Linked DNA regions of Homo sapiens: region 2 is linked to region 1. A link is an interaction called in ENCODE POLR2A ChIA-PET data of the cell type or tissue named here. Cell type or tissue: Panc1. All regions are shown on one strand. Each heading gives the region's core, and the rest is flanking DNA. Links, peaks and the distances in the headings are about the cores only. Region 1 overlaps POU2F1 (POU class 2 homeobox 1). Region 2 overlaps LINC01363 (long intergenic non-protein coding RNA 1363).

Region 1 (11,730 bases), core at 3,131-5,630:
TTGGGTCTTTGATGTCTTTAGGCATTCTTATACAGTTGCTTTATCTCCTTTTAAAAACCTACAGGGGTAGAAGTGGAAGTGGAGAGCAATGCACACCGAGTAGTAAAACCTCACAAGAAGGGAAAATGAGCTGTTAGAGAAGCTGCAACCCAGGAATCCAGGGCAAGTGGAAAGATCCAGAGATTTTACTGTTGTTGTTCTCTATTCTCTGTCTTTTAATCCTATAGCTTAAAAATCCTGTATTTTTAAAGTAATAACTTTGATTTACATTCACTATAGTTTTTCCTCCCTTTGTCCGTGTAACAAGACAGGCAGGTGGGAATAAATTTAATTGCTGAGAGCAGTTCATGTAATGATCAGAAATTCTTGCTAATCTGCTCCTACTTATTGGATGTTGGCTCTTTGGTGTCATGGAGATGGCTTTACTGTAGGTTTGTTGTGTTGCATTACTTTTCATTGGGATTGAACTGAGAAATAACAAACAAGCTTTAAGTGGGAAATTAAAAAAAAGAAGTAACCTATGTAGATCCAAACTTAAAATGTGAGAAATTATTGAAATTTCATTTTCTACAAACTTGAAATTAGCCTGCTAATTGTAAAGTTGTTTTAATAATGCTGACAAATGTCAGTTACGTTTGCAAAGGAGTGTATGGTTCTAGGTATTTGCCTACTGTTAACCGTTGAGAAAAACATTGTCAGGTTAGCAAGTCTATTGAAATAGAGACCTCCTTAGTTTACAGCAAAGAATAAATAGCTGATGACTGGAGATTGGGACTAAGGTTTTATTTATTTATATTCTTTGAAAGAAATCGGACAGTTAATAAGTGGTTTGTGGTAGAGTTGAAGGATGTCTGAGAGATGGAAAGAGAGTGACAAAGGAGGAGAAGGAATAGTATTTCTTTTTTAGTATTGTTTTGAAATTAAAACTCTGTTATTTTAATATGGTAAAGAGCAAGAGTTGGGTTGGGCGCGGTGACTCACGCCTATAATCCCAGCACTTTGGGAGGCCGTGGTGGGCAGATCACCTGAGATTAGGAGTTTGAGACCAGCCTGGCCAACATGGCGAAACCTTGTCTCTACTAAAAATACAAAAATTAGCCAGGTGTGGTGGCACATGCCTATAAATCCCAGCTATTTGGGAGGCTGAGACAGGAGAAGCACTTGAACCTGGGTGACAGAGGTTGCAGTGAGCCGAGATCCCGCCACTGCACTCCAACCTGGACAACAGTGTGAGTCTCTGTCTCAAAAAAAAAAAAAAAAGAGTAAGAGTCGAACTTAGGACAACGTATGTTTTCTTTTTTTTCTGACGTTGAGCTAATGGTGGGCAATTTGTGACTTAACATTTAGTGACCACCTTGAACTCTCCCTGAGTTTGTGGGTCTGCCCTTTTAGGATTATAGAGGTGATTCAGTGGTGTTAAAAACAACATTAAAGGGATTAAAGAAGTAATTCCTTTGTAGGAACAGTAGTAACATTTTATTTTGAAAATTTCATGAGGAAATTTTTAGTATTCCTATTTTTTTCCCCATATGTTCTTCAAATAAATATACATAGCACATTCAACATTTTTGGTCCTAAGAATTTCTTATATTAAAATCTGACTAGCATAGCTGAAGTTAAAAAAAAAAGGCCTGTTAACTACTTGAGGAAATGTTTTGACTCTTTATGGACCCTGAATATTGCTTTTCAGGAAGTATTCCTTGTTTTGTTTTTTTGGGTACAGCAGTCTGCAAGAAGCCTTTGGTTTATGTACTTGGCAGCAAAATAAAAGGCAAAGAGCTTCTTGCTGTGTGTTATGTAGGAAATTACCATTCCTGTTGTCTGTGTAGGATGTTCTAAAGATGTAGCCAGGAATCTCAGAGGAGAGAGAGAAGAGACAGAGAGAGAGAGACAGACAGAGAGTCAGACTTGTAGTTCTAATATTTTCTTGCTTTTGCCTCTGCCTCTGGTCATACATTGGATTGTTTTTCTGCTTTTGTTCCTTGGGGTGGCATCTGTCTTCAGGAGAAATCACTCCATAGTCAAACACAGATTGCTGAACTGTGGCATTTTTGCTGTTACTGTTATCCTGAATTTACTGGGAACAGTTTTAATATGGGTGCATTTAAACACTTGTTTGTGGATAGGGAGAGATGGAGAGTGAAATTTCATTCTCTGTTGAATGCTCCGTCTCCTGCCCAGCACATTTCTGCCCCTTCCACATGGTTTTTCACTAACTCCTGAATGTTTCTCTATGCTAATCTGAAAGCTCTACAGCAGAGACTACACATTTATACAGTTCCCCACATACAGGGTCACTTTATGAAATGAATTATTTCTTGACATTTTTCAGGTTTGTGATTGTACCTTTCCAAGCCAGTGTTAACACATTTCAAATATTGTGAAAAGTTGAATTTATGCTAGCATTGTTTTAATTATTTAAATAACTTAACATTTTAGAACCTTGTGGCTTTAGATTTAAAGAGGTATCAAGTCCTTAAAACATTTTCGGTTATTATCCTAATATTAATACAATAATAGTCATTAGACAAATAGTAAATTTTAAAAAGAATAAAAATTAAAAAGAACACCTAACTGGGAAAGTGGGAGAGAAGCCATTTAAAACAATAAACTGAAACTCTTTTCCTGAGTTTCCTTAGAAGCCATTTGGACAATTAATGGAGAGATTTTAAACATTAAATGTATTTGTGACTAAAACTTGCCTTTTCAACAAGACACCCGAACTGCCAAGACTTCACAGGGGTCTCATTGTAGAGAATTAAAATTCAATGATGGTTGAAAGAGAAAAGGCATAATAAGATTGGTCAGACTTCTATATTTATTCAAAGATTGAGCATGAAAAGATTTGGAGCTTTACAGTATTTCAAGGAAGTAGGATGTGTAAAAAGTTGAGATGGGTGGCTTATTTTCTGACATGAGTAGATTTTGATTTAAAACATTCAAGCTGTGCCCTGGGGAGAGGGATGTGTAAGGAGGGAAGGAATCTGATGAAATGAGGACCTCAGAGAGTTTCTGTGGAAGGCTTAGAACTGGAAGTGGTGAATTAGTGAACCATCAAGAAAGAGAATATTTTTATAGACATTTATAAATTTTTATTTCCACAAACATTGGAAATAATGTAGGAATAGGCAAACAATGGTCCTCAGGTCAAATTCGTGTTTTCTGTTTTTGTATGGCCCTTGAGCTAAGAATGATTTCTACATTTTTTTGTGGGGGAAAATAAAAAGCATAATATTTCATGACATTATAATTATATGAAATTGAAACATCAATATTCATAAACTTTTATTGGGATATAACCATACCCATTTGTTTATGCATTGTCTCTGTAATATCTATAGCTGCTTTTATGCTGCAACAGCAGAGTTGAATAGTTGTGGCAGAGACCATGTGTCCCATAAACACTAAAATGTTTACTTTCTGACTTTTTACACGACAGGTTTGCTGTCCACAGAAATAAAAGAATGTCCGCAGTATGTTAGAATGAACAGTATACAGTTTTTTGTAAGACTAGGAATACTTGCCATTAATAAATTCATTTTCTGTATTCTTATATTTGCTTATCAGGAATAAATGCTTTTTTTGGTGAATGGTTTTCATTCTGAAAAATGTCAAAATAGTAAATATTACCTTTTTTTTTTTTTTTTGACAATGCCCCCTTTTTTGGCTGGGAATGTTCTTACTCTGGTTTTGTAAGTATGTTCCCACACATTAGGATTTCAAAAAAAAAAAAAAACCATATTCAGAACTGTATTAGTCAGTTCTTGCATTGCTGTAAAGAACTTCCTGAGACTGGGTAATTTATAAAGAAAAGAGGTTTAATTGGCTCACAGTTCCACAGGCTGTACAAGCGTGGTGGGGGAAGGCCTCAAGAAACTTAGAATCATGGCAGAAACTGAAGGGGAAGCAAGCAGGTCTTTTATGACCAGAGCAGGAGGAAGAGAGAGAAGTAGGAGGGGCTACACACTTTTAAACAACCAGATCTTGTGAGAACTCACTATTACAAGAACAGCAAGGGGGAAGACTACCCCCATGATCTAGTCACCTCCTTCCAGGCCCCTCATCCAACATCGAGGATTACAATTTGACATGAGATTTGGGTGGGGACACAAATCCAAACCGTATCATTCTGCCCTGGCCCCTCCCCAATCTCTCATGTCCTTCTCACATTGCAAAATACAGTCATCCCTTCTCAGTAGTCCCCCAGAATCTTATTTCAGCATTAACTCAAAAGTCCACAATCCAAAGTCTTATCTGAGACAAGGCAAGTCTCTTCCACTTATGAGCCTGTGAAATCAAAAACAAGTTAGTTACTTCCAAGATAACAACACGGGTACAGGCATTGAGTAAACACACCCATTCCAAAAGGGAGAAATCAACCAAAAGACAGGGGCTACAGGCCCTGTGCAAGTCCGAAACCCAGCAGGGCAGTCATTAAATCTTAAAGCTCCAAAATAATCTTTGACTCTATGTCTCATATCCGGGCAGCACTGATGCAAGGGGTGGTCTCCCAGGTCCTGAGGCATCTCTGCCCCTGTGGCTCTACAGGGTACAGCCCCTCGGCTGTCTTTACAGGCTGTCGTTGAGTGCATGTGGCTTTTCCAGGTACACAGAACAAGCCGTCAGTAGATCTACCATTCTGGGGTCTGGAGGACGGTGGCCCTCTTGTCACAGCTCCAGTAGGCACTGCCTCTGTGGCGACTGTGTGTGGGGGCTCCAACCCCACTCCCCTCTACACTGCCCTCGTAGAGGTTTTGCATGAGGCCTCTGCTCCTGCAGCAGAGTCCTGCCTGGAGTTTCCATACATCCTCTGAAATCTAGGCAGGAGCTCCCAAGCCTCAACTCTTGCCCTCTGTGCACCCGCAGGCTTACCACCACGTGGAAGCTGCCAAGGCTTACAACTTGCCCCATCTGGAGCAGCAGCCTGAGACGTATCTGGGCCCCTTTTAGCCACAAAGAATTTTCTTTCTCTTGGCCTCAGGCCAGTACCTTTTATGCCTTGCCTATTATGTCTGGCAGAAGTGTGGCAGTTGTTGGGAAAGTAACTGGGAGCTCTCATAGGCTTCTGTATGAAAAGCTAGGATAACCACGTTATGAGTAGTGTATGGACAAGAACTTGAACTTGTGGTCTTTCCCCTCTCATCAGCTTCATATTGCTTAAGATAGAAAAATAAGGGATTTCAAAATGTAAGAGTGAAAGAAATTAGAGTTTGACAAAGATATAAAAGCCATAGTTTAAAATAAATGTGTTTTATTTTCTTCCTGAATAATTGAGCCTGAACCAGGAGCATACTGTTCATGTTTAATCTCTATGTGAAAAAACAAGGGTAGTAATTGTAGAGCAAACTCTTGATTTATTCTGAATGACCACCAGTTACTAACTAAAAATACGATTTTCCCCAACTAGGTTTTCTTATTCCTTATAATAGTTGAAGAGTAATAAGGTTGAGATTTTCTTTTTGTGTGTTTCTTTGCTCACATTAAGAAGGTTACTCTATGCAGAACTTTTTGACTACTTTTATTAGTTACGTACCCCTCCTTTCCCTTAATTATTAAAGCTCTAATCTCTAGCATGTAATGTTTTGCTTTTAATCTGTTGCTTCTCACCCTGTTGCTTTAGGTAAAGTTTAAGGGGTTTTATTTTAATAGGCCTGAGTAGAGAATGAAACTATGAAGAATCTGACTATAAAACTAGTAACAGAAATTCACTTGGTTATTTCAGATAATTCCTTTATCTAATATCTTCCTTTCCTCTTCTTTCCTTCTAGGTCTTTTGAGTATTGCCTGGAATTTACTATTTCTGACAAATTTCTATAGAACATGTGGGTCTATGAGGAAGGTTTCATTTTAAATAGGTAGTTACCTATTTCTGTTATTTTATTGTCCTTGTTTTTAGATGAATTTTGCTATGTATTGGGTCTATATTTTGCCCTAGTAAATATAGACCAAAATTACTCTGAATTTTAACACAGTTAAAATTCAGTCTTTGCTGATTAGTAGACTTACTTCTTTGTAGACTCACTGTGTTTCCGAAAGGGTTGGGAGTTAAAATAGTTTGGTTGTCATTTGTTCATATATTCAGTTTTCTGGACAAACCATGAATTATAGTAAAGTTACGCTTTCTTGTAAATCCAGTTCTTGCGAAAATGCTTGTTGCCTTTCATTAATGACAGCATTTCCATCTAAAAATAATGACAACCCTCTCATTTTCCTTTACAGCTCCTTCTTGTTTTCCACCTTTTTTGTTGTCTTTTAGAAAGATACTCTTCTGAAACATACTACTTTTAGTCCTGAGATTTGCAGTGAATGAATTGCAACTGATGAACTCTGGGGCTGCTAATCTTACTTAGTCAAATAAATGTATTTTTTTTTTTTTTTTTTTTTGAGACAGGCTCTCACTCCAGGTTGGAGTGCACGATCACAGCTCACGGCACCTTTGAGCTCCCAGGCTCAAGCAGTCCTTCCACCTCAGCCTTCCCCCAGTAGCTGAGACTACAGGCTTGCACCATCATGCCTGGATTTGGTTTTTGTTTTCTTTGTAGTGATGGAGTCCCAGTATGTTGCCCAGAGTGATCTTGAACTCCTGGGTCAAGTGATCCCCCCACCTTGCCCTCCCAAAGTGTTGGGATTACAGGTGTGAGCCACTGTGCCCGGCTGTAATAATTATTGATAATAGAACTATGATGAGAACAATAGTGTTTTCTTACAGAAGACTTTTTTTTTTTGGCTTATTTAAAAACTGTATTAAAACTTTAAATGTACATCATTCTTCAGTATGACTACAGAAGGCCGCAATGGCCCTGATATCTCTACTTGTTCTTTCTGAAATTGAAGATGGGGCCAAATACTGTGTCTAATTCAACAGTTCAGATTTTTCATTCCCACTTTTTAAAGTGTTAGTGTTCGCTTGAGCACACAGGCGAGATTATGGGATCTTAACATTTGAATCACCTGGCAGAACTCTGAAGGTTTAGGGCAAGGAAAAAAAAGACATCCCAAAATTCTATGCTTACTATCACCCTGTCTTAGTAATGGTAAATTTTAAATTCTACCACCCCCTGCCCAAAAAGATGGGGTAAGAATAATGATTGGTTAAGTGATACATGGAAGACTGCTACATCCTAAAAAAGACTGATGGATGGTTCTGTGAAACACTGCTTATGTCTTAGCTATTTTCCATTCTGAGGTTTCTGTATAAGAATATCTTGTGCCCTGGAAATATTCAAGAAAAAGTACTTTAGATGAGTCTTATTTAATAACTTAAGATTTTATAACAGAGATGGTGGTTTGTGCCACATTATATCCAGCAGTTAGCGATCTAAGAACAAAATATTTAGCTTATACTAGAAGACAACAGTAGTCCCCCTTTATCTGCTGTTTCTTTTTCTGTGGTTTCAGCTTCCCACAGTCAACTGCTGTCCAAAAATATTAAACGGAAAATCCAAGACATAATTTATAAGTTTTAAGTTGCATGCTGTTCTGAGTAGTGAGATGAAATCTCACGGCATCCCACTCTGTTCTGCCGAGGACGTGAATCTTTCCTTTGTTCAGTATATCCCATGCTGTATACACTACCTGCCTGTCAGTCATTCAGTAGCGGCCTATGTTATCAGATTGGCTGATCATTGTATTGCAGTGCTATGTTCAGGTAACACTTATTTTACTTATAGTGGTCCCAAGGTGCAAGAGTAGTGATGCTGACATATTATTATAACTTCTATTTTATTATTCTTATTGTTAATCTTACTATGCCTAATTTATAAATTAAACTTAATCATAGGTATATATATATAGGAAAAACATAGTGTTATATAGGGTTCAATACTAGCCCCAGTTTCAGTTGGGGGTCTTGGAATGTGCCCCCCACAGATAAGAGGGGACTATATTCTTATAGAAGAAGAGTTTGATTTTTTAGGACGTTATTTCCTGTTCAAACCATTGACCCACTCTTTGAGATAAGTTATTCTGAAGCTTTCATATAAGTAAAAGCAATTAAATTTTGCCACCAGCACCATCCTCAACCATTCTGAATTATAAAGTGTTAAAATTAAGAACAGGAAGAATGGAAGTATTCAATAAAAAATGAAGTATTTTCAGTTCCATATTGTCATCAAATAAGGGTGGGAAAGGCAAAGGAGAAAATCAATAAGTATGGAGAAGAAAGAAATGAGTAGATAGAACAAAAAAGATGAGAAAGGAAGCCATATTGAAGTCAGGAGAGAGTGCAGAGCAAGAAAGGATGGGCAGAAAAAAAGAAAACAAGAAAGGAGTTTAATGAGTGAGTAGAATGTGCTCTTGTTGCATTCTACTGCCAGTCTAAGCCATGGAATAGTTCACTATTCTGGGAAGTATTCTTAAGATCATCAGTGACCTTCAGGTCATGAAATCTAATAAGCATTCTTTCAGACCTGTTCTTATTTGACCTCTCAGTGGTGTTTGACACTCTCAACCACCAACTCTTTGTGAAACCTTTTTTTCCCTGAAAGCTGTGAGGTCGTGCTTTCTCGGTTCTCTTCTCATGTCTCTGGTAACTCCTGCTTTGTCTACTTTGGGTTTTTTGTTTTGTTTTGTTTTTTGTTTTTTAAGAGTTGGGATCTTGCTCTGCTGCCTAGGCTGGAGTGCAGTGGCGCAATCATAGCTCACTGCAACCTCACACTCCTGGGCTTAAGTGATCTACCTGCCTTGGCCTCCTAAGTAACTGTGTTCATTTGACACAGTTTAGGAACTAAAGATCAGGTAAAACCAGCCAGTTCCTGAGCTGGAATTGAATCTGTTCAGAATGTCTGGGAACTAACTCCATTTTTACGTGTCAACCATACCTGGCTAATTAAAAAAAAAAAAAAAAAATTGCCTAGGCCAGTCTTGAACTCCTGACCTCAAACGATCCTACCTCAGCCTTCCAAAGCCTCGGATTACAGGCATGAGCCACCTCACCCCAGCCACCTTTGTTGTCCAGAGATGTCAGATTTTGTGAAAGCTCAGTCCTAGGCTTCCATTTCTTTTCATTCTACGACCCAGCAATTATATCTATCCCAATGGCCTCAGTTACTACTCGCTGATGCCGCATGCCATCCTCTGGTGTCCCACATGTCAGTGAATAGCATCACCTTTTTTATTCCAGTTTTCCAAGTTAAAGACTTAGGAGTAATTCCTAATACCCCCTCTCCCTCACTTCCCAAATTCTTACTGTACTAAGGCCTGTCTATTTGACATCCTTTAATAATTTTCAAATCCATATTCTCTGCTGTCTTAGTCTGAGTAGGATTATCTCCCCCTTGCAGCACAATAGTAGCCCTCCATATCCTTGTTAAATTTGTTCTGTACACTGAAGCTAGGGTACTGTATCCTATGAAAACACAAATCCAGTCATGTCATTCTCCTCCATAGCATTATTTCCTGCTACTCTTAGGATAAAGACTAACATTCCCCAGGCCTACTTCTCCACCTCCCCTCTTATTTTTCAAACCCTCTGCACTTGAGCCACTGAGACTTTTGTTCAGATTCTCACAGGTACCATGCTCTGACCTTTTACTTCTCTGCTTAGTCAATTTCCATTTCATTCTTCACGTCTCAACACAAAGACTGTTTCTATAGAAAAAGTGATTATTGATATATGGTCTTGTAAGATTCTGTTCTTTTGCTTATAGCATTTATCATAATTTGTTATTATGTATCTCTGAGACTGAAAACTCCCAAGAGGGATGGGACCTTGTCTGCTTTACTCACTGCTGTATCTCCAGCACCTGGCACATGGTAGGGATTTCATAGATAATGGTTAAATGACTTGAGTTTGTCCTTTCTCTAGATCTAGGGTATTTGTCATTTGTCCATAAATTTTGCTTCAGGAAATTTTAGGGCTCAGCATAATCTGATTAGGCTTCAACGATGAAGATAATGTTACATTTATCATTCGACACAGTTTAGGAACTAAAGGTCAGGTAAAATCAGCTAATTCCTGAGCTGTGGAATTGAATCTGTTCAGATTGTCTGGGAACTTTATTTTTACCTGTCCTGACAAGTCTTCTAAAAAAAGATACGTTGACTTAGCTCACTTTTCAGCAAGCGTTTCAGTGCTTACAATACGCCAGACATTTTGCAAACTTTAATTGGCTATCCCCTTCATTTGTTTTTCTATTTTAATAGAATTTAATAAAATTCTATTTTAATAGAATTTATTTTAAATTTGGTTTTCAAGACCTATTTCACATGGGTACATATTTGTGTCTTTGAGTATGATTCTTTAAGTAAAACACTTTGCAAATAAAATGATCATCTGAAAGATATTTTTTCATTTGATTGTAATTAGTTAGGTAAATTAAGGGGAATACATAATTACACAGCTTAAAGATATTCAAATGCTATTGGAACAGGATTGGTGTCTCCATGTTCTTCCATTTCCTTCTATTCCCCCCTGATTATAATGGTACACAGTGCTTACAGCATACGCCTGATAATGTTAAATGAACACACATTATGTGTAGAATATGCAGAATCATGGGTAGTGGTATGTAACAAATGTTGTTAACTGATGAGATATAGCAAACGTGAATAAAAAAGGTTTAATTAACATGGATAAAGAAATTCAGTCTTTTGTTTTATAATGTAATGCAACTGACCTCTGCCCTGTGATGCAGACAAGAGCTGTTACAAGTTATCAAAAGTAAGTTTATGAAAAAGATCATTTTTCTTATTGATGTTGTGTCCCCCCATGACAGAACATGTAACAGAGTTAAGAGAATAATGTGTGACCTACCCTCGCAATCCAGATAAATATAGAAATTCTTGATAATTTAGTTATATGAGCTTGAGTAATATTTTAAAGGTGAGAAGAGTTATGACTTAGAACAGAGGAAAAATGTGATTCTTGGTAGAGGGAACTGCAGCTTAAATGTTCCAGAGGGGGCCGTGCATGGTGGCTCACACCTGTAATCCCAACTACTTGGGAGGCTGAGGTAGGAGAATTGCTTGAACCCTGGAGGCGGAGATTGCGGTGAGCTGAGATTGCACCACTGCACTCCAGCCTGGGCCTCAGAGCGAGACTCCATCTCAAAAAAAACCATATGTTCCAGAGGGAATAAATATTGATGGGAGTTGGGTGGGGACAGATGATGGATGGAACTTAAGTTCTGGAAGGGTTAGCAAGCAGGTTTACTTGTCTAGATTGAGAAAAAAGTGATTCATGGAAACTATGTTTGGAAACATAGGATAAGCACTCTGACTTGACAAAATGATTTGTATTTAAAACCATATTGTTGGCAGGGCATAGTGGCTCACTCCTGTAATCTCAGCACTTTGGGAGGTCGAGGTGGGCAGATCACCTGAGGTCGGGAGTTTGAGACCAGCCTGACCAACATGGTGAAACCCCGTTTTTACTGAAAATACAAAAATTAGCCAGGCGCCTGTAATCTCAGCTAGTCTGGAGGTTGAGGCAGGAGAATCGCTCGAACCCAGCAGGTGGAGGTTGCAGTGAGCTGAGATTGTGCACTCCAGCCTGGGCGACAGAGTGATACTCTGTCTCGGGGAAAAAAAAAAAAAACTTATTGTAAATGTGTGATATCAGAAATAATAAAGCTTTCCTCTCCAGATCTTATGAAAATAAAAGTGGACATGATATGTAGCAAATATGCTTGGTGTTTGAGCTTGATTTTTTTTTTTAAAGAGAGATTTTATTGCCATTACTGTTATGTAGGGTTTTTTTTTTTTTCAGACTTTTAGTTTTTATAGCTAGTC
Region 2 (11,730 bases), core at 4,974-7,473, 88 kb before region 1:
AGGACTGTGTCAGTTCAAAGAGAAAAGTGATTCATTCTGCCTGTAGAAATCAAAGATTCAAGGAGGAGGTGACTGTTCTGGGCATTAAAAAATGAATAGGATTTTGATGTATAAAAAGTCTCCTGGACTGTGGGAATAGACTTGAACTAAGGCCCAGAGTCATGCTAGGGTATGACAGGTCAGAAAGCAAAAGTTGTAGAGGGAGACTGAGCTAGCCAGCCCATAATATGGCCTTAGGAACTCCTACCTCCTGGTATTCGCACGTTTCTATAGTCCTCTCCCACACGGTATCAGGGTTGGTCTGTGCAACCAGTGGAACACAGTAGAAGGGATGGTGTGCCACTTCTGAAATAAGTTATAGAAGACACTCCAGCTTCCATCTTGGTCACTGTCTCCTATGCCTTATTTGTCTTGGATCACTCACCCTATGAAGAGACCCACGTATTGAGGGACTGAAGTTTCAGCAGCACATGAGTGACCTTCGAAATGGATCCTCCATCACCTTCAGATGACTGCAGCCCTGGATCACAACTTCACCACAACCTTGAGAGTGACCCTCACCTTGAACCTCCCAGCCAAGCTGTTCTCAGGTACCCAGAAACCATGTGAAATGATAAATGTTTATTGTTTTAAGCTGCTAAATTTGGGGGTAATAGGTTATGCAGCAAGAGATAACTAAGATAGATGTAGTGGAAGCTAAAGCTGAAGAGAAATTTGAAGCCAAATCATAATCAGCCTTGAATGCCCTGTCAAGAAATGTGGACTGACCTGTCAGCAATAGGGACCTGTTAGAGATGATCAAGGACCAAAGCACTGAAATATGCGTTAGACAGGATCTCTGAAGGCTGTGTGAGGGAGGAACTGGAGACACGTCAGGATGCTCATACAGCAGGCTAGATGAGAAAAAACAAGGGCCTGGCCGGGCATGGTGGCTCAGACCTGTAATCCCAGCACTCTGGGAGGCCGAGGCAGCCAGAGGCAGATTGCTTGAGCTCATGAGTTTGAGACCAACCTGGGCAAGATGGCAAAACCCTGTCTTTGCAAAACATACAAAAAGTAGGCTGGTGTGGTGGTGTGCACCTGTAGTCCCAGGTACTTGGGAGGCTGTGGTGGGAGGATGGCTTGAGCCTGGGAGGTGGAGGTTTCAGTCAGCCAAGATTGTGGCACTGCACTCCAGCCTGGGTGACAGAGCCAGACCTTGTCTCAAAACAAAAAACAGAACAAACAAACAAAAAAATCCACAAAAAGCGAGGGCCTGGACTGAGCAGTGCCAAAGGGAAGAGAGAGGAGGTGGCAGTTAGTAGATACATTGGAGTTAGAATTTCTGGGACTTGTTTACTGATTGAATTGGGGGTCTGAGAGGGTGGGGGAGGTGTTAGACTCTGAAATGTGCAAAACAGACTCTCACTCAAATGCACCAAACAAGGGGAACGATGACAGAGGAGAAGCCATAAACCAGGCCCTCCGCAAGCGCTATTCAGGCACTGGAAGAAGTGCTATTAGGAGGTTGCCTTGCCACCCGTCAGCAGCAGCACGCCATTGGTCTTCTATCTGCTATTGCTCTGTAGCTTGCTACTAAGGACTTCTCTTGTCTCACAACTTGCTTCCCCTTTGCTTTTGCAGACTTGTGGCACGTGATTTTATATCTGCCTCTCATCTTTCCTCTATGTGTCTTTTAACTTCTACTCCCCACTGGCTAATCGACTTGCTCTCTGCATCTCTAGTTGGAACTTTGAGAGGGAAGGTCTTGACAATTCAGTTTATATCCATTGTCTCTGTGAGGCAACAGTCTCAGTAATTTGGCTGCCAGTGCTTCGAGTCCAGTCAGCTGTGGACAGGGAGGCAAGGTCACTTTGTCTAAGCAGGGCACCCTGGCTAGAAGAAATGTTTTGGGGAAGGGCTGCAGGCATGATAGGCTTTTTGAGGCTGAGCCTACATGGAAGCTGTCAGAAAGGACTGCAAAGTTTCTAGCCTGGGTCCCTATAAGAGAGGTTAAAGGAAATTGGCAATGAAGGATGAGAAGCCAGTTGGCTTGGTGGATGGAGAGGTTTGAGGTACATGTAGGAGAGAAAGACATACATGGAGGGAGATACCCAGAGGAAGCTTCAAATTCAGGTCTGGAATTCAACTGAGGTCAGACCTGGGGAAGAAGATTTAGAGAAGAGCACCAGAATGATCACAGAAGTTATAAGAATGAGGTGCCCTGGACACGGGGAGATAAAATTCAGTCCCCTCTGGGGATAGGAGGGCAAAGGAATAACTGGACTGATTCTTTGTCTTTCTCCACAGAAGGCCAGCTAACTTCCAAAATTACCCCAGGATTCATCATATCAAGGGGCAAATGGCTTCCTGTTTCTCTCTGTGTCCTCTCAGGGCATTAGTGTCTGGCCCTCTCTCAAGGTACCTGAATGCTGGGAGCCTGAATCTGACAATGCCCATTGCACCTCACAAATCAGCTTGAGACAATGCTCACATATGTTCCCCCTGCTTCATATGTCTCGGTTATACTTGAGTAACGCTCATATACTTTTACCCCATTTTGTATCTCTCAGTTATACTTGAATAACGCTCATATACTTTTCCCATTTCGTATCTCTCAGTTGTACTTGAGTAACACTCATACATTTTTCCCATTTCGTATCTCTCAGTTGTTACTCAGTTGAGTAACACTCATATACTTTTCCCCTGTTTTGTATCTCTCTGTTATACCTTGAGTAATGCTCATATACTTTTCCCCTACCTTGCATCTCTTAATTAGAAAAATGCCACACATGGTGTTCCAGGCTACTCTCTCAAGAGATTATGTAAGTAATGACTCCTAAACTGGGAAAAGACATACAACTCTGCAGATGAGTTTGAACTCTTTTCTCCTCCCTTCCTCCAGGTGGTTCCTTTCCAAAGATGATATAATTAGCAATAAAGTCAATAAAATCTGGATTTTTTTCTAACTCATCCAAAAACTGTTACCCAGCATGTAGAATAGCTATTAGCAGTCATTGAGCAATGCCCACTCACCCTTTGGAAGGCACTTTTATTTTCTGGTCTCAGCAGCCCAGGAAGAATGACTGTTGGTAGTCATGGGCCTAGTTTAAGAGCAGAGCCACTGGATGCACACCACGTGTGCTCATCAGATCACAGAAGCAGTCATTCTCAGACACAAGGGCCTGCTGAAAGAGAGGACAGGGCAGGATGCTCAGGACAGGACTGTCGAATCTCTAGTTCCCTCTTCCCTGCAGTTACTATCCACATATACATCAGATATCTCTTCTACCTCCAGTAATCCCCCCATTAATGCATATCTTTAAAAAAAAGATACAATTTGAATTTAACTTGGAATATGGATGATCTGTAGCTATATTAGCCAAAATAGGCTAGGTTATGCTGTGGTAGTAGACCACCCCAAAATCTCAAGGACTTACAACCACAAAAACTTATTTCTTGCTCATGCGCCACATTCATCTAGGATCAGCTATGGTTGCACTCCATGTTGCCTTTATTCTAGGACCCAAATTCATAAAGCAATCTCTGCGTGGAGCATAACAGGTATCATTTTAGAAGTGAAAGAGAACTTGGGAAAACACAAGTTGGCTCTTAATGTTTTCACATTGTGGGAAGCAACACATATTACTTATACTCATGGTATTAGCTACCTATTGCTGTATAACAAATCACTTCAAAATGTAGTCATTTATTATCTCACAGTTTCTGTGGGTCAGGAATTCAGGCTGCATGGCTCTGGTTCAAGATCTCTCATGAGATTGTAGCTGAGGCTGCCTCATCTGAAGGCTTGTCTAGGGCTGGAATATCTACTTTCAAAGTAGCTCATTCATAAGGCTGGCAAGTTGTTGCTGGTTACTGGCTGGGGCTTCAGTTGCTCTCCATGTTTGTCTTTTCATGGAGTTGTTTTAGTGTCCTCATACTATAGTTCATGACTTTCCCAGACCAATGATCCTAAATGGGAAGTCAGAAGCTTTGTATAACTTTATCTTTGAAATCACATATTGTCACTCCTGCCATACTCTATTGACCACAGGGCCATCCCTGACTCAGTGTAGAAGGGGGTTACACTAGGGCATGAATGCCTGAAGAAGAGGATCCCTAGGGGCCATTTGGTGACCTCACTCACATTTCTTTGGCCAAAGTAAGTCCTGTGACCAAACCTGACTTCAGTGAAATGGCAATGCACAACCCTCCTATGGAAAGGAAACTGAAGTATTTAGCCAGCTGAAATACCATCTATCATAATGGCTTATAGATGAAGACTCTTTAACACATCACTAGCCCAAAGAGCTTTCTTTTTCCTGTTACTTCTTCTCAAAGTTCTTGCCTCCACCAATAGCACAGCCCAATTATGCTCAATTTTCTTCAATGGGCTCAGGGACCACTTCAATGAAATGAAGGAGATTAAAGATCACTGGTATGATGACACTTAAGTCTCTTCCAGTAAGTCAAGGTTTTGAGAAAGTGTGCTAAGATCAGCTATGTCTGTGTAGAACAGTTGCACACTTTTAGCAGAGCCTCAAGGTAGAGCCTCGGGAGCTAGAAATAGACCCAAGTCAGACTTCAGGCAATGTGTTGGTCAGAAGCTGGTCAAGAGCAGTGAGGCAGAGACCTCAGGGTACAGAGCAGGAAAAAGCAGCAAATCAAACACCAGGAGAACAAAAAGGTGGAACCAGGAGGACATAAGCCTTGAAGGCCAAGCCAAGTCCAATGTTCTTGTGTCATATCAGGAAGTCAAGAGTCAAGGAGGCCAAGAACCAGAGATTCACAGCACCACAGAGACCTCGGTTCTGAGATAAATTCCCATCTCAGTTCTTAGAACCATATTGTCCTTGACCTTATCTTCTAGATGTGTCCCATTCACATTCAGTATAGCCCAAGTATATTTACTGAAACCAAGATTGTGATTTCTACAATTGTTACTACAAAATTGATTTCTATAATTGTTATCACAATACAAAGTTCCGTCTACCATGAGTGCTCAATAAATGTTTATTGATAGTTAACTATTGCCATCCATTCCCATATAATAAAATATATGGGAAAATGTAGCTGTTCAGCATTATCAGGTATCTAGGTCCCGAGAGTTTTGAGTTTCCCTCAGTAACCAAAACAGATGACCTCATTAATGAAAGGAAACTTGAAGAGGCAGGTTAAAGATGGCTAATAATTTTTTGACATTCCTTCTGTAAAGAGATGGGGTTTATTTCTCTTCTCCTTAAATCAGGGAAAGCCTGGCTGTTTTGATCAACAGAGCATGGTGGAAGTCATGCTCGGCCAGTTCAGGTCTTGCCTGCATATACAATAACAGCTTCAAAAAAGTAACCAGATCTACAACTAAGTGACCCCTGCTCTGGCTGAGCAACAGCTCACACACTCCAGAAGTGCATATTAGAAGATACAATGCTTATTTAAGTATTGGAAATCACATTACCATCTAAAGCTCCTGCCTTTATGAGGTATTTGGAGTGTTTTAAGTTAAGAGGGCTGTGATTACAACTGTCTTTAATGTTATTAGCCCCAAGATCTGAGGGTCCACTCACTCATCTGGGCACTTCTGTCATATTACAAAGAAGCTTCATAGACAGCTCTTTCAGCAGTAATGTTCCTTCACCACCATGTAATAAAAGGAAATTAGACAATTGTAATTCCCACATGGAATTTAACCAAGAGGCTCCAGAGTCTCTTACTCCCAACCTACTACCTCAATTCCAGAGAGGATATGGGGGCATGGTGGGAAACTTTTGGACTATAACATAGGATAATCTAATTTGGAAGTTGGTATCTGTTTGAGATCATTTTTTTCTTCCCCTTTTCTTTTTCAACTTCTTGGTAAAGAAGAGATACTTTTTCAACAGCCAAGCAACTGATTCTACCTGACACTGCCAACCCCAACTCAGGCATGGCCCATCCCTGATGGTGGTCTCTCATGGTGGTTCCCAAACTCTGATTCTCAGACAGGTGCTGGGCTGGCTGCATCAGAATCCCCTGGGGAGCTTGTAATGTGGTCTCCAGGCTGCACCTGAGAAGTCTCTGATTGTCCAGGTCTGGGGTCATCCAGAGGATGTATATTTTCCCCCAAGGCTCTCCAGATGATTCTGATGCACAGCCAGGTCTGGAAACCACTGGTTTAGGTGAACATTGGTTCATTTCAATAAATCAAAACCACATGCCAAGACCATATGTTGCTACTGATATATATCAAACCCACTGACACACAGAAGAGTCAATAGTAGTTATGCTAATGCTTAGTAACAATGCTACCCTTTGACTAGGAAGAAGACAACAAACACCCACAACCTTTATTAGTGACTGTGTGTATGTAACAGAAGTTTAAGCAAAAAAAAAAAAGGTGATTTATTATAAGGAAACAAGAGGCTGGGCGCAGTGGCTCATGGCTATAATCTCGGTACTTTGGGAGGCCAAGGTGGGCGGATCATGAGGTCAGGAGTTTGAGGCCAACATGGTGAAACCCCGTCTCTACTAAAATTACCAAAATTAGCTGGGTGTGGTGGCAGGCACGTGTAATCCCAGCTACTCGGGAGGCGGAGGCAGGAGAATTGCTTGAACCTGGGAGGTGGAGGTTGCAGTGAACCGAGATCGCACCACTGCACTCCAGCCTGGGCGACAAGAGCAAGTCTCCATCTCGGGGGGAAAAAGAAAAATTAGCCAGGCATGGTGGCGGGCACCTGTAGTCCCAGCTACCCGGGAGGCCGAGGCAGGAGAATTGCTTGAACCTGGGAGGCGGAGGTTGCAGTGAGCCGAGACCACACCACTGCACTCCAGCCTGGTGACAGAGTGAGACTCCATCTCAAAAAGCAAATAAATAAATAAATAAATAAATAAATAATAAGAAAACATGGCTATCTTACAGAAACCAAGGTCCAGAGCTACATACCAGAAGAAAAAACTAGAATAAAAACTATGCTGTCAGGACCCAGGTCTCTCTTTCTACCACTTTTTAGTTTGTTTTTTGTTGGTTGGTTGTTTTTTAATCTCTGCTTTTGTCATCACCACTCTTTTATTTTATATCTGCAATGTGGCTGTCTCCGCTTCCCTGGACACGTGTACCAAACACAGCGTCCTCAGCCCCTGGTTTGCCATACTTTCTTGTCCTTGTTTCCAACAAGGACAGTCTAGAGACTGGCTGGAGCAGCCAGAGAATGCAAACTGGTGTGCTACAGCAGACATGGCCTGCAACTGTGTTTGCTTTGGACGACACGAATTTTTTTCAAATATAAAATAATTATTTTGAGATTTCATATGAAAACATGAATTCTGGACTTCTGTAAATATCAGAAAAACTGGCAAACTGGGATTACATGTGACAGCAATCGGCTGGAGTTGAATGATGGCCACCTCCTTGGCACAGAGCCTGTGCTCTCCAGTTTGCCACTATCTCTATTGTATCTATCTTGGCTCAGGCTGCTCTAACAAGAATACTGCAGACTGGGTGGTGCAAACAAGAAACATTTATTTCTCACAGTTCTGGAGGCTGGGATGTCTGAGACCAGGGTGCCAGCATGGTTGGTTTCTGGTGAGGGCTGTCTTTCTGGTTCTCTCACATGGCAAAGAATAGAGAGAGGAAGGAATTTCTTTCATGTCTTTTCTTACAAGGTCACTAATTCTATCATGAGGTCTCTACCCTCGTGAGCTAATTACCTCCTAAAGGTCCCATCTCCAGAAACCATCACATTATGGGTTAGGATTTCAACATATGAATTTTGGGGAGTGCTATGGTCTCAAAAACTCATGTGGAAATTTAATTGCCAGAGTAACGGTATTAAGAAGTGATTAGGAATGGATTAATGTCATTATCACAGGAGCAGTTAGTTATTGTGGGAATGGGTTCCTGATAAAAGGATACATTCTGGCCCCCATCCTTTCTTTGTCTTACACGCTTGTTTGCCCTTCTGCCTTCTGCCCTTCACCATGGGATTATGCAGCACAAAGGCCCTCACCAGATGCCAGCACCATCTGGACTTCCCAGCCTCCAGAACCATGAGCCAAATAAGCTTCTATTTTTTATAAATCACCTAGTCTGTGGTATTCTGTTATAGCAGCACAAAATGAACTAAGCCAGGGAAACACAAACATCCAGTTCATAGCAGGATCCCAGACCCCAAGATCATGGATCAGATGCTGTCTACCATAGCAGTTGTGCTATTGGTTTCCTTATACCTGTATCAGTCATTATGTTACACTCTAGACCCTTGCAAGCATTTTAATTAGCAACTCCACTGAATTTTCTAAGTGTACATTCTAAACTTCCAGAAGAAAATTAGATTGACCCAGCTTGATCATGTATCTGCCCCTGGTCCAAGCAGCTCAGCCATGATAGGATGCATGTAGCTCAGGACCCACTCAGTAGAAACTATGGGAGCAGAAATTCTGAGATGGGAGTGAGGGCAAGTTCTCCAAGAAGACAGTATGGGGAGGGAGGAAATCATTGACGATGGCTCTTGTATACCTGCCATTGGTTTCACTTTTAGGATTCATGCTCTTATCCTTCCATATTTTATCTAGGCATAGATAAGCCTTCTATGACCAAGCCACAAACATTTTGTGCAAGATAGGCAACAGAGTTTATGGGTGTAATCTGAGTTGGTGGACGGTGCAGAGGTCTGAATGGGTTTTTTATTTTGTTTTGTTTTGTTTTAAGAGATGCTATGGTGTAAGCTCTGCAAAGGCAAGAATTTTTGTAAGCTTGGTTTTCTGATTGATCTCAAGCACCAAGAATAGTGTCTAATCCACAGATGTGCCCTATACACATTGAGTGAGCAAGTGAATCAATGAACTGAATCTCTGTCATATGCTGAAGAGCCACGGTTTTCAGCTGGGAGTCCCTCTTTGAATTACTTGGAATGTTTTGTTTTGTTTTGTTTTGTTTTTTTGAGACGGAGTTTCACTCTTGTTGCCCGGGCTAGAGTGCAATGGTGAGATCTCAGCTCACCAAAACCTCCACCTCCTGGATTCAAGCAATTCTCCTGCCTCAGCCTCCCAAGTAGCTGGGATTACAGGCACACGCCACCACGCCTGGCTAATTTTGTATTTTTAGTAGAGATGGGGTTTCTCCATGTTGGTCAGGTTGGTCTCGAACTCCCGACCTCAGGTGATCTGCTGGCCTCGGCCTCCCAAAGTGCTGGGATTACAGGCGTGAGCCACCGCACCCAGTTGAAAGTTTTTAAAAGTACAGACTTGCCGGGTACAGTGGCTCACGCCTGTAATCCTAGAACTTGAGGACTTTGGGAGGCCGAAATGGGTGGATTGCCTGAGTTTAGGAGCTAGAGACCAGCCTGGGCAACGTGGTGAAACTCTATCTATACTAACATACAAAAAATTAATTGGGTGTGGTGGCATGCACCCGTAGTCCCAGTTACTTGGGAGGCTGAGCCGCAAGAATTGCTTGAACCTGGGAGGCAAAGGTTGTTGAGAGCCAAGATTGTACCACTGCACTCTAGCCTGGGGAACAGAGTGAGACTCTGTCTCAAAAAAAAAAAAAAAAAAAGAAGTACAGACTCCTTTCCATAGGTAGGGCCAAGGAGTCTACATTTTTGGAAAAGCATACTAGGAGATTTTGATGAACAGGGATTGTTTTTAAAAACAAATAAACAAACAACAAAAATACTAAGATCTTCGCATGGTCTCAGATTCTTTAACAAAATTCTCTGAAATAATTAAAGAACAAGGGGAAGGGAGAAAGGCAGAGGAAAAATGGATAAATGGAAAAATTGAAAACAAAGGAAATAGAGGAAAACATTTTGAAACTTTTCAAATATGTTAAAAGCATTTCTAGCTAATGTTACTTACTTAGCACAAGCTGAATTAGCACAAATTGGATTTAAAATACCTTTGAAAACAATTTGTACAATTTTCATTGTGAAAAATCAAGCAGCCACTTTATAATTTGGAAAAATTTCATTTTCAGGTAGTCATCATGTTATAATAATTGTCTAAGAATGGCTACCAAGATTATGTATTGACTTTTCTCTTGAACATTTGTATAGGGGGTATTAAACTTTAAATAAGTATGAATTGATACTCAGGCTAAAAAAATTAATCTGCCCTAAGTTAGTCTCCTGCTGTTTGTACAAAGGCAAAAAACTGCCTGCTCCCGCATGGGTGTCATCATGGCAGAGCACATTTTCAAATGATGCTGGTGAATCCACAATGTAGTACATACTGATCACATGAGCCTCAGAGCATGGCCTCTCAACGGTCATTGGCATTCTCAGGCAGTGATCAAAATCAAGTTATACAATACACTATGCAGTTTATTCTGAGCACAGCCAATGGTTAGGTTTCAATTTCATTAAAATAAATACGTAAGGACAACCAGTGCTGGAAGTTGGTAGTGTTTTACCTCACTTTCAGTAAACTTTACCCCACATCCACGAGGGTGGGTGAACTAGTGCTTAGACAGAACAGAAAGTTAACAAGATGCTGAGAAGTGGAGTCTGTACCACAAGACCCCAAAATGAAATCCAAAGGTGGTGAGCAGGCAACTGATAGCAGCAACAAGCTGGAGAGATGGCAGTGATTACAGGACTTTCTAAGGGTCAAAAGCAATGACCCAGCACCTCAGGAATTACCTTACTATCTGCCCCATTTCTCATATTATTTGTAAGTGCCAGCCAGCTAGAACCCTATACCCAGAAACATATCCCAAAAGGAAGCCAGGAAGGTCTTTTTTTTTTTTTTTTTTTTTTTTTTTGAGACACAGTCTTGCTCTGTCACCCAGGCTGGAGTGCAGTGGTGCGCTCTTGACTCACTGCAAACTCCGGCTCACTGCAACCTCCACCTTCCGAGTTCAAGTGATTCTCCTGCTCAGCCTCCCAAGTACCTGGAATTACAGGTGCACGCCACCACACCCAGCTAATTTTTGTATTTTTAGTAGAGACAGGGTTTTAGCATGTTGGCCAGGCTGGTCTTGAACTCCTGACCTCGCGTGATCTGCCCACCTTGGCCTCCCAAAGTGCTGGGATTACAGGTGTGATCTACCACGCCCAGCCAGGAAGGTCTCTTGAAGCTTCTCTGGCTCTATGGGCTGCTCAGTGGGCTTTCTGCCTTAGCCACCCCCATCCTACCATGCTTCTTTCTAGGGGACTCATCTTACATTCCATGGGGTGAGGGTGGGGTCTGCTTTTTTGCATTCTTTATTTTCTAGTTGAATTCTTTGCTTTCCTTTCCTTAGACCTGGGTTTTTCTCTAGCTGTATTCTCCCAGGTCAGGTCAGATATGGAGCTTGGACAACATATAAGGGTGCTTCTAGATTACTAGGAGGAACACTGTAAACATGGGAAGTCCTAAAATCCTCTCCCCAGAGATGTGGTTTGGAAGAAAGCTCAACAATCTGTGCATGTCATAAGTGCTGCAAGAAATTCTAGTGCCGGTGGTCCATGGGCCACCTGTGAGACCCCCCAGAGCACCTCTCACTGCTGAACTCCCAGAAAATCCCCCTGGCCCTCTTTTGCATCATTTCTCCCAACATGGGACAGCAGCTTGGCAGGATCTAGGTTACATGACAAACATTTAGTGAACAGCCCCACTTGGGCCAGGCAGTCACTCCTCTGGGACCCTATGACTCCTGCCTTTCCCCTCTCCTTCCTTTTACCATTCCCCCATTTTTGCTTCTCACTTCTGGCTCCTTTGCTCTCGCTGCCTACCTGAACTCTCTGAAGCCGCTGAACTTCTGAGGCTGGGAGTCCTCTTCTCTAAACTTCCCTTTCC

The links. ChIA-PET counts read pairs that join two places held together with the same protein. Peaks named below come from ENCODE experiments on the same cell type or tissue, not always from the same donor. Only the 100,000 strongest peaks of a DNase experiment are listed, where the experiment ranks them.
Region 2: POLR2A ChIA-PET joins it to region 1 with 7 read pairs; 3 of 35 experiments call an interaction of 5 or more read pairs at or near these places.

The regions. Positions count from the first base shown.
Region 1 is chr1:167,268,670-167,280,399 of GRCh38, forward strand. The region is part of intron 1 of POU2F1 (POU class 2 homeobox 1); the gene reads left to right. It overlaps LOC124900412 (a long non-coding RNA gene), which reads left to right. Exons shown (of 2, transcript XR_007066718.1): 2 at 1-11,730. Among named protein-coding and RNA genes, the nearest start is that of POU2F1, 54 kb to the left of the region's middle. In Panc1, for the core only: no CTCF peak of the experiment used is centred there; no DNase peak of the experiment used is centred there; H3K27ac peaks cover 476 bases.
Region 2 is chr1:167,179,027-167,190,756 of GRCh38, forward strand. LINC01363 (long intergenic non-protein coding RNA 1363) reads right to left here. Exons shown (of 4, transcript NR_110811.1): 3 at 3,016-3,167. Among named protein-coding and RNA genes, the nearest start is that of LINC01363, 11 kb to the right of the region's middle. In Panc1, for the core only: no CTCF peak of the experiment used is centred there; no DNase peak of the experiment used is centred there.